Linked DNA regions of Homo sapiens: region 1 is linked to region 2. The links are chromatin contacts, found by Hi-C or POLR2A ChIA-PET in ENCODE. All regions are on one chromosome and are shown on one strand. Each heading gives the region's core, a stretch centred on a gene start or an enhancer-like site at or near the end of the contact. The rest is flanking DNA. Distances are from core to core; before and after follow the strand shown.

Region 1 (7,176 bases), core at 1,744-4,243, 1.5 Mb before region 2:
TCACTCATACAACACATGCACACAAACACCCTCACACACAGTCACACACAGTCACACACCCACACAGGCACTCTTAGACATGATCACATGATCACAGTCACAACACGAGCTCATAGATAGGCACACATGCTCATGCAACACACACAGTAACACACACATGATCATATACTTATATAGGCACTCACACAGCCACACACCGATACACATGCTCAAATGCACACAACACGTGTCCATGTACTCACTCAACCACTCACAGTCACACGCTCACCCACATGCACAAACACATGCTCATACAGTCACACCTACACTATCACACTCAAATTCACATTTGCACATACACATTTATGTGCGCACACAGGCTCACACAGCACAAACTCACACAGAACCTCACACACCCAGACACACACACAGCCTGAGCCATTCAAGCGGCAGTACTCACATTTTCCATCTATTGGTGGTTTCAAAACAGGAAGCCTGCGTGGGAAGGGGAGGTGCTGGTGAAGTGAGAACCGCTGTAAAGGGGCCCAGGTGCATGGGCTGGATTCAAAAGGGACATCTCACTGACGCCTGGGTCTCCCTCACAGGCAGGAGAGCTGGGCTGCATGAGGCCCTGACTTGGCTCAGCTCCTGAGCAGCACCAGCTCTGGTGGGAAAGGTACTGAACGCCTGTCTGATGCAGCCACCCTGATCAAATCACACCTCTTCCTCGCCAGGGGTTTTCTGTGAGGAAGAAGGGAGCACCCTGCACCTTCCTGCCTGCCAATATGGGGCCCTCTCCTTTGGAAACTGCTTCTTCCAAGAGCCCTGCTAGACTTACTCGTGCCTGCCACGCCACCTTGCCCCTCAGGCCCTCTGCCGCTTACTCCATCACGCTCCTTTGCAATGGAAACATTCTGCTTTGTGCCGTACCCCAACCCCACTCCAAAGTGAAAGAGACCAGGGACCTGCTTTCGAATATTCACATCCTTGCAGCACTTTGTGTTCTACAGTTTTTTCATAATTAGCATCTCTTTCAATCCTCAAGACAGCTTCATGAGGCTAATAGTATACCCATTTTACAGATGAGGAAGCTGAAGGCAAGAGATTAAGTCAGCCAGGCATGGGACTTAATCAGTCAGCCAGGAATGGGTTCATTCCTGTAATCCCGAAACTCTGGAAGCCGAAGCAGGAGGGTCACTTGAGCCCAGAAGTTTGAGACTAGCTTGAGCAACATAGCGAGACCCCCAACTGTACAAGAAGTAAAAAAATTAGCTAGGCATGGTAGTGCATGCCTGTAGTCCCAGCTACTTGAGAGGCTGAGTGGGAGGATCACATGAGCCCTGGAGTTGGAGGTTGCAGTGAGCTGTGATCATGCCACTGCACTCCAGCCTGGGCAACATAGCAAGACCCTGCCTCAAAGAGAGAGAGAGAGAGAGATTAAGTCACTTGTTCCAGGGTCCCAGAAGTAGACTTTCTGATCCCAACTTTCCATTTTCAAGGCTGTCATAACTCCTATCTCCCACTCTGGCTCTTCAGGTACCTCAGAACGGCCACAGCAAAAACTGATGGCAACAAGGACGCTGAAAGGAGAGAAGACTAAAGAGAGGAGGAACAGAGAGCTGCCACAGGGAGGGGGCACCCAGGGCCAGGTGGGCCATGGAGGCACTCACTCTATCCCATTTCTCACACACCACACACACAAAAAACTCTAGCCGGCCAGGCTCAAGCTCAGGCGGTGTTCAGGAGGTGGGGTCACTCCATTTACATAATTGAATTGCTGGAGTGGCTTGGAACAGATTTCCACAACACACAGAGAAAAAGGTTAAGGGGAAGTCATAGTATGACATTTCTGGGGGTGAATGACATCTCCGGAACTTCAGTTTTTCCCTTTCTCTGAGAAAAGTGATTTAAAACATTTTCCCACAGTAGTGCCCTTGCAAAGGAAAATGGCCTCAATGCCAGGCAGCTGAGAGGGAACCCTTCGTGCTATATTCCTGACCAAGGGGGTTCTGGAGGGGAGAGTGGGGATGTCGGCAGGCCGCCCTCCCAAACTAGCCTAAGAGAAGGCCTAGTGATGTCACACGTGTGGCTGAAAGGAGACAAGAGTGGACCGCAAAACAAGCCCAGACTGGCTTTTTCCGCCAGGCTAGCACTTCTGTAGCAGACCATGGTCTCCTTTTCCTGGCCCTCTTCCTTTTAGGTTTTACATATTTAACAGCCGGGACCCATAAAATGGAGCATCAGAGGTCATAGGAAAAAGGATGGGTTAGACTCAGGGGAAGCCCTGGAATTTCCTTTCCTGGAGATCTTCAAGACTGAAACGAGAGACTCCTGTACTTAGGATGGTTTCTTGCACTTCTTGGCTCGGTTTGCTTCTCCTGTCTGCAATACTGTCCAAATCTCTTTTTCTCCAAGTCCCACCCTTTTCTAAAAAGGTTCTCCCGACCCTTCCAGGCTTGAATAATCCCTGAGGTCAGAGGTTAAGACCAAGGCAGTCTCGCTGACTGACAAGTGAGGAAGAATCTTCCTGGAGGAAGCGGATCCCTGAGAAGACCTTGGACTGTGTCCAACTCCAGATTTCGTTGCCGCTGTGCTAGTTTTGTGAGGAGGTAGGGAGGGGTCCTCAGGATTCTGCTCCACCATCAGACCAGAGAGGCTAAATCTCATCTCATGAGTAGTGAGAGTGAGCCAGTTTCCAGAAGAGATCTGGCAAAAGGAGAGGGGAGTCCTCCTAGCGGGGTTGGACTGCTTGGGGTTGAGTGAAATACTTAGGAATTGCTCAAGGCTGGTTTCCTTGGTCAGCAGAAGGGTCCAGGAAGCAGAACCCGTGGGAGGGAGGGGGGAAGAGCAAAGGAGGGTTGCTGACTCCAGAAGAGGCTCTGAAGCAGCCTGGCCACCCAAGTTCAGAAAGTTCACGTTTCTGGGGCCTGGCTGTCGTGAGGGCCTTATGGGAGGGAAGAGGAGCAGCTGGATGCCTTGCTGCTTACAGGTCTGTGCTCTCCCAAGCAAAGCATCACGGGGCCTCATAACGCAAATGTCTCGGCCTTCCCACCAGGAGACCCGCGAGGATTTCAGGCTTGGAGTATTCGATCACTCACGCAGTTCCTCTGGAGTGGGATGTTCACTGACCACTATGTGAACTGACTTAGATCTTAAAGAGACGGGCTTGAAAGGAAGCAAACACAACCTCCGGTTTTGCTCATTCACTGAGTTCTAACACGAACCCGAATGTTCATTTATTGGTAAACAGCCAATGCAAAGAGTGCTATTTTTGTTGATTTATGTCTTTGTGGGTTTGGGTTTGTTTCTGCTGTTTGAAACACTTCGGGGATACATCTCATTTAAGATCCAATTGAAAATTTTTAAAATTCATTATGAAGGAAAAGAGCCGAACATGAAAATATTCTATGAACTGAGAGTAAATTGAATATTTTATTCTGTGAAGATCTTATAAAATCTGAATCACATCACAGCTTTAGTCCTCAAACTAGCTGAGAGGTTAAGTTCTGAATTCCTCAATTTTTATATAAAAAATAAACTTTGTCATTTTTAAGGTGAAAAGAGCGAATAACCTGGAAATACTTTTACGTAATTGGGGCTTACCTTGAGGACAGAATTCATTTATATGTTAATATGCGCTTTGAAGTAAGAAGGAATCAAAATCCCTGCGAACGATTTGTTTTTAATTAGATTACTAACCTCAGTCCCCATTTTATGTACACATTATGTCCCACTAAAGCAGGACTTTTGCTAAAAAATGCTCTAAAGAGTGGGTTCTGTTTCACTTTAAAAGTAATATAGTGAATTTTTATAAAAAATGAACATGCAGAGATGTTTGTCTACAACAACCTCTATCTTGGTGTTCAGTATCTCAAAGCTGGCCTCAACTGACCTTTCTGCCTTCAGCTTGCCCCCTTGCCCCACACACATGTACACAGATGGCCTGCACACATCTGGTATGGCAGGGTCGCTTGCAAGTACAGACTCAGGAGTGTACAGGATGGTTTATATTCAAATTATAGCTTATCACTCTGTTATGGGCAAGTTATCCAACCTCTCTAAGCATCAGTGATATCCCATGTACAATGGGAATAATAATAGGACTGCCTCATATGGTTGCCGTGTGCATCAAGTGAAATAAAACAAGTACTTAGCACCATGCACACAACACATATTGTGCTTTCAGTAAACAGCTGCTGGCATCCTAATCCTGGGACAACACACGGTTCACCCTTTACAGAGCCAGCCATTCTCTTTCAAGTACATGCTCTTTCATCAGGAAACATGTCAGGAAAGCCCATCCCCTTTTCTTCACCTGGGAAGATTCAGTTCACAATTCAAGGTGCAGTTCAAATGCCAGATTTGCTGAAAGTTTCTTGTGACCTCCCAATTCCCACCTGCATGATAGCCAGTTAGTAGCTCCAAATTAACCTATTCACAGTCTACTTAAATTATGTCTTTAGATCTTGCTTTGCCACAAAATATGGGATCCTTCAGCGTGTAGAACTGAATATTATTCCTCTTTGCACTGCAGATGCCAGGCACCAAGCAGACACTCAATATTTATTAAATGAATATGACAAAATGGAATCAAATGGCATCTGCGAGGATGTCAGGACGTATGGAACATATGGCTTTACAGAAATACAATCCATATTACAGCTTTTCTAGAAACTAGTTATTTCTGGGTGGACATGAATGTAAGGAAATCAGCTATCATAGAAGACAGGATAAAAGGAGAACACTGAAGAAGAAATTAGGCAATGGCTTCAGGGCTGTGCCATCTGTCTGAAGGATGTGTTATCCATCTTGTAGGTAAATCCCATAAAGCTTAATGGGAAAGTGATACTTTTGAACCACTGCCCAGCCCCAAATGTAAAAACTCTTGCATCAAGACAATTTGGTACACAGCAAATGAGCTATGCCAATTTGTCAAATCAGAGAGTGAGCAGAGATGAAAATTTAGCCCTGCACTTGGAAGGAAACTTTTCAGAAGACTGTTTTTTCCTTCAGTATTGCAAAGTTAGGAAGAAAATTTATGTCTCCTGAAAATCAGAGGAGAGTAAGACATTCCAATACCCGACCATGGATACCCACCAACAGCATGGAGCTGTCAGGAGGAGGATAGAGCGTGAGAAGAATACTGTATGCCAAGCACTATAGTAGGTACTTGATAGAAAATGCAATGCCCAAAAGAACCTCAGAGAGAAATCTTATTATTCCCATTTTATTAGTGGAGAAATTGAGTCTTGATGAGGTTAAGTGACCTAGCCAAGGTTAAATGCTTACAAGTGATTTTTTTGCTCTCTATTAAAATTCCTCCCCCAGCCACACACTGTGGACAGCTCTTTTCTAAATCTTCCTCCTCTATAATCCATACTTCTCTCTATTGTTAGAATAATTTTTCTAAAACAGGTTGAGTTAAACTTTCCACTCCTCAGTCTGGGCATCGTAGTGAGACCCTGTCTCTACAAAAAATTTACAAATTACCCGGGTGTGGTGGCACATGCTGTAGTCTCAGCTACTCAGGAGGCTGAGGCAGGAGGATCCCTGAGCCCTGTAATTTGAGGCTGCAGTAAGCCGTGATCGTGCCACCACACTCCAGCCTGAGCAACAGAGTGGGACCTTGTCTCAAAAACAAAACAAAGCAGAACAAAACAAACCCTTCCACTCCTGTACAACTGTCCATGGCTCCCTTATATCCACACAAAGCAAAATTCAAATATTCAAATTCATAAACGTAACTTTTTTTTTTTTTTTTTGAGACAGAGTTTCACTCTTGTTGCCCAGGCTGGGGTGCAATGGTGTGATCTCGGCTCACCACAACCTCCTCCTCCTGAGTTCAAGCAATTCTTCTGCCTCAGCCTCCCAAGTAGCTGTGATTACAGGCATGCACCACCACGCCCAGCTAATTTTGTATTTTTGTAGAGACGGGGTTTCTCCATGTTGGTCAGGCTGGTCTCGAACTCCTGACTTCAGGTGATCTGCCCACCTCAGCCTCACAAAGTGCTAGGATTACAGGCGTGAGCCACTGTGCCTGGATGAATGTAACATTCTTTACAGGCTCAACTCCCACCGTAGCTCTTCCTGCCTCTTCCTGACCATTGCACTTGACCACATCTGTTGTCATGCTGTGTAACCCCATGGCTCAGGCTTCTTGCCATGCCTGTCCTTCTGTGTTGCTTTACTTTATTCCCACTGAAAGCCTGTCTTCTCCTCTGTCTTCTATCTCTTCCTCCCTGGAACTGCTTCTTTGCATTTAAACAGCCTCTCTCAAGTGCTCAATTGCACTTTCCCCTTCAGCTAAAAGTCACTCTAATTTGGCACTTCCCCACTAACAAAGTCCCTAATAGTTATTCATGCCATTGAATAATAATGGCTAAGATTTACTGCACATGTATTAAGACACCAATCTAAATACAATGCAATCGTTCCAACTTATGGATGAGGCTCAGTGTAAATAACTGGTCTAAGGTCACTTAGTAAGTAACAGTGAGAATCTGAGTCACCACACTCTATTCAATGGGATTTTTGTCTCTTGACCTCTCAACGGCATTTCCCATTAGGAGCCCTCCCTTTGTTCTCTACTTTTACTTTCCTGATTATGCCCCTTTGGTTTGTCTTTTGCCCTTTTCTCTAGTGGCTTATTCTCAGTTTCCTTTGTAAACTCTGACTTCTCTACAGGCACTTTAATTGCTAGTATTCCTCAGGAATCTGTCCAGTCTTTCTCCATACATTCTACTCATTCTCTCCGGGTAATCCCAGCTCTTCCCTGGGCCATACCTCCAGCTTCTACATGCTAAGGATGCCCTTAGTCTCCAGGTCCCTCCAGTTTCTCCTGCTCAACCCTCTGGCGTCCTGACCTATTCCTTACTAGAAATCTCCACTTGAATATCTTGCTTGCACTAAACCTCATGTGTTCAAAAAGTGAACTCACCTTTTTCCCCGCCAATTTTGCTTCTCTCCAGAGTCTCTTGGCTCAGGGCAGAGCATCCATGCAATTTCCCAAGTTTCATTCATGCAGAATGAAAAAAAAAAGGGCTAGGGGAACACAGAGAGAATGCTGGGAGAATTCAGGAGTTTATGTAGAAGGTGGGGCTTTAGCGACGCTCCTCATTCTTACTGAGCATCTACCTCACGGCCTGTACTACACTTAGCACTGAGATCAACAGGCTAAGATCCACCTAAGATCCATCC
Region 2 (6,748 bases), core at 240-2,739:
GATAAATTATGAAATTATATTGGTATACAGAAAAGAATATTTCAGAAATCTCTTCTATACTGGTAAAGAAGTAAAATAGTTTCTCTAATGGATGGATTGCATTAATCAACATCAATAAAAATTCCCACCTAATTATTTTATAGAATCCATAAAATAATTCTGAAATTAATTTTGAATAAATTGGTAGGCAATAATAATAAATGATCTTTAAAAAAGAAGAAGAACAGAGCAAGGAAAAAGAGCTATTCCTTTCCCATGTTAGAATGCATTTTAAATGTGGTGCTGACATAAAAACAGAAATTTCAAATATTATGATGGAGTGGAAAGCTATGAGTATATGAAGTTAAACATAAAAATTTTATAATGAGATAAGAATCATAAGTGAGATATATATGTGTGTGTGTATATGTATGTATATTTGTGTATGTATGTGTGTGTATATATGTGCATACATATGTGTATATATGTGTGTGTATTCCATATATATGCACATATTGTATACACTTTGTAACCTCATCAATAAGCAGTACATGAGCAGTTCAGTCACACAAAATGAAAATCAATAGCCATTTTAAAATCTAATATTGTTAGTCATAATAACAAATCATAGCAAGATCTCATTTATATCTACTAAACCCAAAAGAAAAAAAAACAAGCATAATATTTAATTCAGGTATGTCTTCAAGGTAACTGGCAAGTTCTTAACATTTTTTGGCATTACTCATTAATTTATTTTGGATTCCTCTTTGACAATATGCGTTAAAATCCATAGAGATATTTATATCCTTTGTTCTAGTAAAGCATATCTTAAGGATTTATCTTAAAATAATTCAAAAGAGAGAACTATATTCATGATAATGTTTACTGCAGCATTAATTATAAAAATGGAAAATTGGGATAAACTTAAAATGTTCAACAATAGAGGCAATGGGTAGGGAAAGTCTCATTTTAAGACTAGGTTAAACATTCTGTGCTTCTTTCTTTTGTTTTTTGGAGTGCAGTGACATAATCATGGCTTACTGCTGCATCAAACTCCTCGGCTTCCCAAGTAGCTGGGACTACAGGCATGGACCAGCACGCCAGGCTAATTTTTTAAACATTTTGTTAGAAATGGGGTCTCACTATGTTGCCCAGGTTGATCTCAAACGCCTGGGCTCAAGTGACCCTCCCACCTTGTTTGTTACTATTTATCATGTAATTGCCGTGAAGCAGGTATTTTATATACGATCTCTAATTCTCACACTCATTCTGCAAGTTACGTATTTTTCATTCTCAATTTAAAGTTTTGAGATCTGGTGCTCTAACAAGACTAAATAGCTTACTCAAGGCTAGTAAGTGGTGGAGCTGGACCTTGAACCCCTGCATGACAAGGCCTGCTTCCCTTGGCCTGGTCAAAGGGCAAAAGCCCTGCTTACAGTTCCGACTGAAGGAACAGCCTTTGGCAGGCACATTCTGTCCATGTGATTTCTGTGACCTTATCGAAATTGCCCTTCCTGCCAGATACCACCAGGCCTGGAGTCTGACCCAAGGGCAGCCAATCCAAGGTCAGGCTAGTAGCTCATGATAGGGCTGTCATGAAAAGTTCTGTTAGATAGAGAAGAAAGGAATTATCTAAACTATCTAATTCCCTCTCTTACTAATTTAGCTTTGGAAATACAGAGCAAATCAGGCAGTTGTCAGGAGCTGAAGGTAGGAGAATGTGAGACAAGTATAGAAAGCATTTAAGAATGCATATGTTAACTAGATGAGACAGAACTAAATTGCTATTGAGAAATCGATGCTCTTTTGCTGGAAAAAAAAAAAAGAACTAAACTGCTAGATCACCAGTGGCAGAAAAACCAGGCAAGAGAAGGGATGGGTGGGAGGATGAAAACACGTTCAAATCAGGCAGCAAAGAATAGTAAAAATATGAAGTAAAGGGAAGTAATTGCAGACCATACTCAATTCTGCAAACATTGCCTATCCTATAATATCAATATCCTTCATGATTGATACAGTTTTGACTTTTGTTCCCTCCAAATCTCACGTTGAAATATGACCTCCAATGTTGGAGTTGGGGTTTAAGGGGAGGTATTGGATCATGGGGACAGATCCTTTATGAATGGCTTAGCATCATCCTCTTGGTAATGAGTGAGTGCTTGCTCCGAGTTCCCACACATGTGATCTGGTTGTTTGAAAGTGTGTGGCATCTCTCCGTGCTCTCTCTCTCTTGCTCTCAGCTCTTGCCATGTGATGCGGCTGCTCCTGCTTCACCTTTCACTGTGACTGGAAGCTTCCTGATGCCCTCACCAGGAGCAGACCCTGGTACTTTGCTTCTTGTATGGCCAGCAGAACCATAAGCCAATTAAACCCCCTTTCTTTATAAATTACCCAGCCTCAGGTATTTATTTAGAGTGATGCAAAAACAGCCTAACATGGTAATCTAGTTACTTCTAGAGATTCGTCTCCTGTATGTCCTTACTTGACCTCTTAATTCCAGCTACCCAAACAGCTTGCATGGAAAGTACAAGTGCACTGCTCCAGGTATCAATTTATTGTCTCTCAGCTCCAGATTCACCCTTTTGCCTGAACTAGTAAGTACACCATGCTATCCCTCCCTAGAGGGCATTTTCATTTACCTAGCCAATTCCCTTGTGCCCTCCAAGACTTGGCACAAGAGAAGCTTTCTCTAAGGAGATTCCCATGGTCTCCACCAGACTGAATCCACCTGAGCACATCTCCATTGAGACTCTCTTGACTATTACAGCATTATATCAAGGGAGTTTCGTCTGAGAGTTCTAAGTAATGAGCAGATATGAATTAAGCAGAAACCAGAAGAGAGGCTCAAACGGCAACTGTAGCAAGAACTGACTCAGGAGACAACACAGCACCAACCCCTCAACATGCCAGAGGAAAGTGCCCCCTCAAGAGAGGAAGGTAGATGCTTGAGTTACAATCATTCGCAAATCCCTATTTACTTCCTGAGTTTAAGTAGATATATTTTAAAATACAGCTTAAGATATATACAGATATATTATTAAAAGCGTGAAATAAATAGACTTTTTATCCATTTGTAACTCAGGCAAAACTAATCTAGTTCTAAGTTAATGAGAATGGCACACTGTAATAGCAATTTGTGTTATAAATGGTTCTTGAGGCAACCATCTGTACTACACAAATAAATTTGCCCCTGAAACTGCAAGGCGACATTCTCCCTGAGTCCTTCAGAGAATCCACATGCAAATTTGCCTGGCTGACTGCCTTTGCTTTATCCATTTGGCTCACCAGTTTGTGGGCAAATTTATATATAAAATTGCAAAAGCTGGCCTGGGACTCTAGAGTGCGGAAAAAAATAATAAAAATAACAGTAATTTGTATTTATGTAGGTAGAATACTTGTACTAAATGATCAGATAATTTCAAAATATTATCTCATTCATTTCCACCATAATATCAGAAGCCTGGGAAGTATAAACAAGTATTTTAAAAGCATGATTTTGTAAGAAGTATTCCCAGCGGTCTATATTAGTGTGAATCAGATATGGGTGCTGTGATTTGTATGTTCCCAGGGAAATGTTCTTTCTACTCAGAAACTTGCTTTTTTTAACCAACTGATTATTTCAGATGACGTCAATTTTTATTTCTTTATCTGCTATGTCTAAGAGCTACTAAACAATGAACCTGAAACTAGAAATAAATAAAATCATAAGCCACAAACTTTATAACACAAGGAACATACAGCTTAGTTATTCTTCACAGTAACTTTGCACCACTTCTAAAAATAAGACACATTTTTTTCATGCTTTTAAAAATGTCATTACAGATTTAATAAGGCTAATTGTAAAAAGATTGAAAATGTAGAAAACTAAAACAAGAAAAATGAAGTTATCTGCAATCTTAATACTCAAGAATAACTACTGTTAATAGTTTGGTACATCTTTCAGCCTTTTTTAAAGGCTCCTATTAATATATAAACTTTATGTAATTCATACAGATCTTGTTTTTCAAATGCTACATAATTTGAATTTTCTGCAATGACTATTCTTTATAAAATTCATTTTAATGACTGCATACTTATATATTACATGAAACCATATACTTTGCCTTACTTTACTTCTTGCCTGTTTCCTCCTTCACAGTCCAGATTCCAGCTATACTCCATTAATTTCCATGTATCATGTTCTCCCTCACCCACCGATCCTGCACTTGCTGGACATTCTAAGTCATTTTACATCTTTCCCCTCTCCATCCCTTCTGTGTCCCCACTTCTCCTCCTACTCCTTTTTTTCTAATTAATACCTGCTGGTCTTTGATGAAAGGATAGTGTGTAAGATTTTAAAAAGGAAAGGAAGCTTAGAATTAAGTCTTGGGTACCTCAATTATTAGAAGAATGTAGAAAAAAAGACACTGACAAATGGCTGAAGAAGAAAATCAGGAGAGTATGGCATCGTGGAAAGCAAGGAAGGGGAAAAAAGGTGTCAAAATTTAAAGACCAATGGAACAGAATACAGTCCAGAAATAGACCCAAGCGTTTATCATCAGTTGATTTTTAACATGGGAGACAAGATAATTAAATAAGGAAAGGATAGTCCTTTCAACAAGATGTGCTGGAATAACTAGATATTTATACTGAGAAGAACTCCAGCCCTTACATCATACACAAAAATCAACTCAAATTAAATCATAGACCAAAATATAAGTGTGTAAACTACAAAACTTCTAGAAAAAAAACATAGAATAAAACCATTGAAATTTTGGAGTAGGTAAGAACTTTTGGATAAGACACACAACTATGAACTGTAAGGGAAAAATTTCATAAAGTGAACTTAATCAAAATTAAGACCTTCTTGAACAACATCATTAAAAAATGAAAAGGAAAGTCATAAAGCAGGACTAAAAAAACTTACAACACATGTATCTGACAAAGGATTTATCTAGAATGTACAGAAAGCTCTTGCATCTCAATAATAAGAAGACAAAAACCCATTAAAAAAACCAAAAGATTTGAACAAACAATTCACAAAAGAATATACACCAGCAGCCAGTGAGCACAAGAAAAGATGTTCAACATAATTAGTTGATATAGTTTAGATGTTATCTCCTCTAAATCTCATGTTGAAATATAATCCCCAGTGTTGGAGGTGGGGCCTGGTGGGAGGCATTTGGGTCATGGGAGAAGATCTCTGATGGCTTGGTGCTGTTTTCATGATAGTGGTCATCACAGATAGAGTTCTCATGAGATCTGGTCATTTAAAAGTGAGAGGCACCCTCCTCTCCACTCTCAGTCTTGCTCCTGCACTGACCATGTAAGATGCCTATGCCTGCTTCGCCTTCTTCCACGAGTAAAAGCTCCCTGAGGCCTCCCTAGAAGCCGAGCAGATGCTTGTGCCATGCTTGTACAACCTGCAGAACTGTGAACCAATTAAATATATTTTCTTTATAAATCACTCAGTCTCAGATATTTCTTTATAGCAACACAAGAATGGCTTAACAGAAAATTGGTGCCAGGAATAGGATATTGCTATAAAGATATCTGAAAATGTGGAAGCAGCTTTGGAACTGGGTATTGGGCAGAGGTTGGAAGAATGGGTAGGGCTCAGAAGGAGACAGGAAGATGAGAGAAAGTTTGGAACGTTTTAGAGACTGGTTAAGGTGTGACCAAAATGCTGATAGTAATATGGACAGTAAAGCCAGGCTGATGAGGTCTCAGATGGAAATAAGAAACTTACTGGGAACTGGAGTAAAGGTTACTCATGATATGCCCTAGCAAAGAACTTGGCTGCATTGTTTTCATGTCCTAGGGAACTGTGGAAGTTTGCACTTAAGAGTAACAACTTACAGTATCCAGCAGAAGAATTTCTAAGCAGCAAGGTGTTCAAAACGTGCCCTGGCTGCTTCTAAAAACCTTCTCTCAGACACAGGAGCAAAGAAATGAGTTAAAGTTGGAAGTCCTATGTAAAGGAGAAGCAGAGCATACGAGTTTGGAAATTTTGCAGCCAGGTCATATGGTAGAAAAGAAAAGCCCATTTTTAGGAGAAGAATCCAAGTGGTTGAGTAGCAACAAGTTGCTAGAGAAATTTGCATAACTATAAGGGAGCCAGATGCTAATACCAAGACAATGGGAAGAAGACCTTAAAGGCATTTCACAGATCTTCAAGGCAGCCCCTTCCCATCATGGGCCCAGAGGCCTAAGAGTACTTAATGGTTTTGTGGGCCAGTACCAGGGCACCACTGCCCTGCACCACCCCAGGAGACTGCTCCTTGTATCTTGTCTGCTCTCCTCCAGCCTCAGCTCAAAAAGCCCCAAATACAGCTCAGGTCACTACTTCAGAGGGTGTGAGCCATAAGCCTTGGCAGCTTCTACGTGTTGTTAAGCCTGTAGGCATGGAGAGTGCAATAGTAAAGTAGACTTGACAGCCTCCACCTAGATTTCAGAGGATACATGGAAAAGCTTGGGTGCCCAGGCAGAAGACTGCTGCAGGGGTGGACACCTCACAGAGAACTTCTACTGGGGCAGAGTAGAGGGGAAATGTGGGGTTGGAACTCCCACAGAATCCTCACTGGGGCACTGTCTAATGGAGCTGTGGGAAAGGGGTGTCAGAGGCATTCAAAACAGAGTGACTCCATCTTGAATAAGGGCTGGTGAAATGAGGCTGAGACTTCTGGCTCCATTCCCAGAAGGTTAGGCCTTCTAAGTCTAACCTTAGACTTAGGGTGAGATAGGAGGTCAGCACAAGCTACAGGTCACTAAGACCTTGCTGATAAAACAG

What was found. Hi-C counts contacts between places; a loop is a spot of excess contacts on that map. ChIA-PET counts read pairs that join two places held with the same protein, here RNA polymerase II (POLR2A). Pooled maps may share reads with other maps.
Region 1: a loop to region 2 is called in a map with no recorded cell type, with 4 times the contacts of the local background. The contact joins two enhancer-like sites. A Hi-C loop is called at or near these places in 2 of 37 single-sample maps with no recorded cell type and 5 of 50 pooled maps. POLR2A ChIA-PET finds 5 or more read pairs at or near these places in 1 of 52 experiments (activated CD4-positive, alpha-beta T cell).

What each region holds. Positions count from the first base shown.
Region 1 is chr11:122,737,453-122,744,628 of GRCh38, reverse strand. All of the region lies in intron 1 of UBASH3B (ubiquitin associated and SH3 domain containing B), which reads right to left. Among named protein-coding and RNA genes, the nearest start is that of UBASH3B, 85 kb to the right of the region's middle. RefSeq lists enhancers at 1-152, 852-951. Within about 2 kb of position 2,993, at least 17 of the 41 ENCODE cell types and tissues checked have a DNase peak (open chromatin) inside an H3K27ac peak, as active enhancers do.
Region 2 is chr11:121,226,477-121,233,224 of GRCh38, reverse strand. No RefSeq gene overlaps it. Among named protein-coding and RNA genes, the nearest start is that of SC5D, 63 kb to the left of the region's middle. Within about 2 kb of position 1,489, at least 2 of the 41 ENCODE cell types and tissues checked have a DNase peak (open chromatin) inside an H3K27ac peak, as active enhancers do.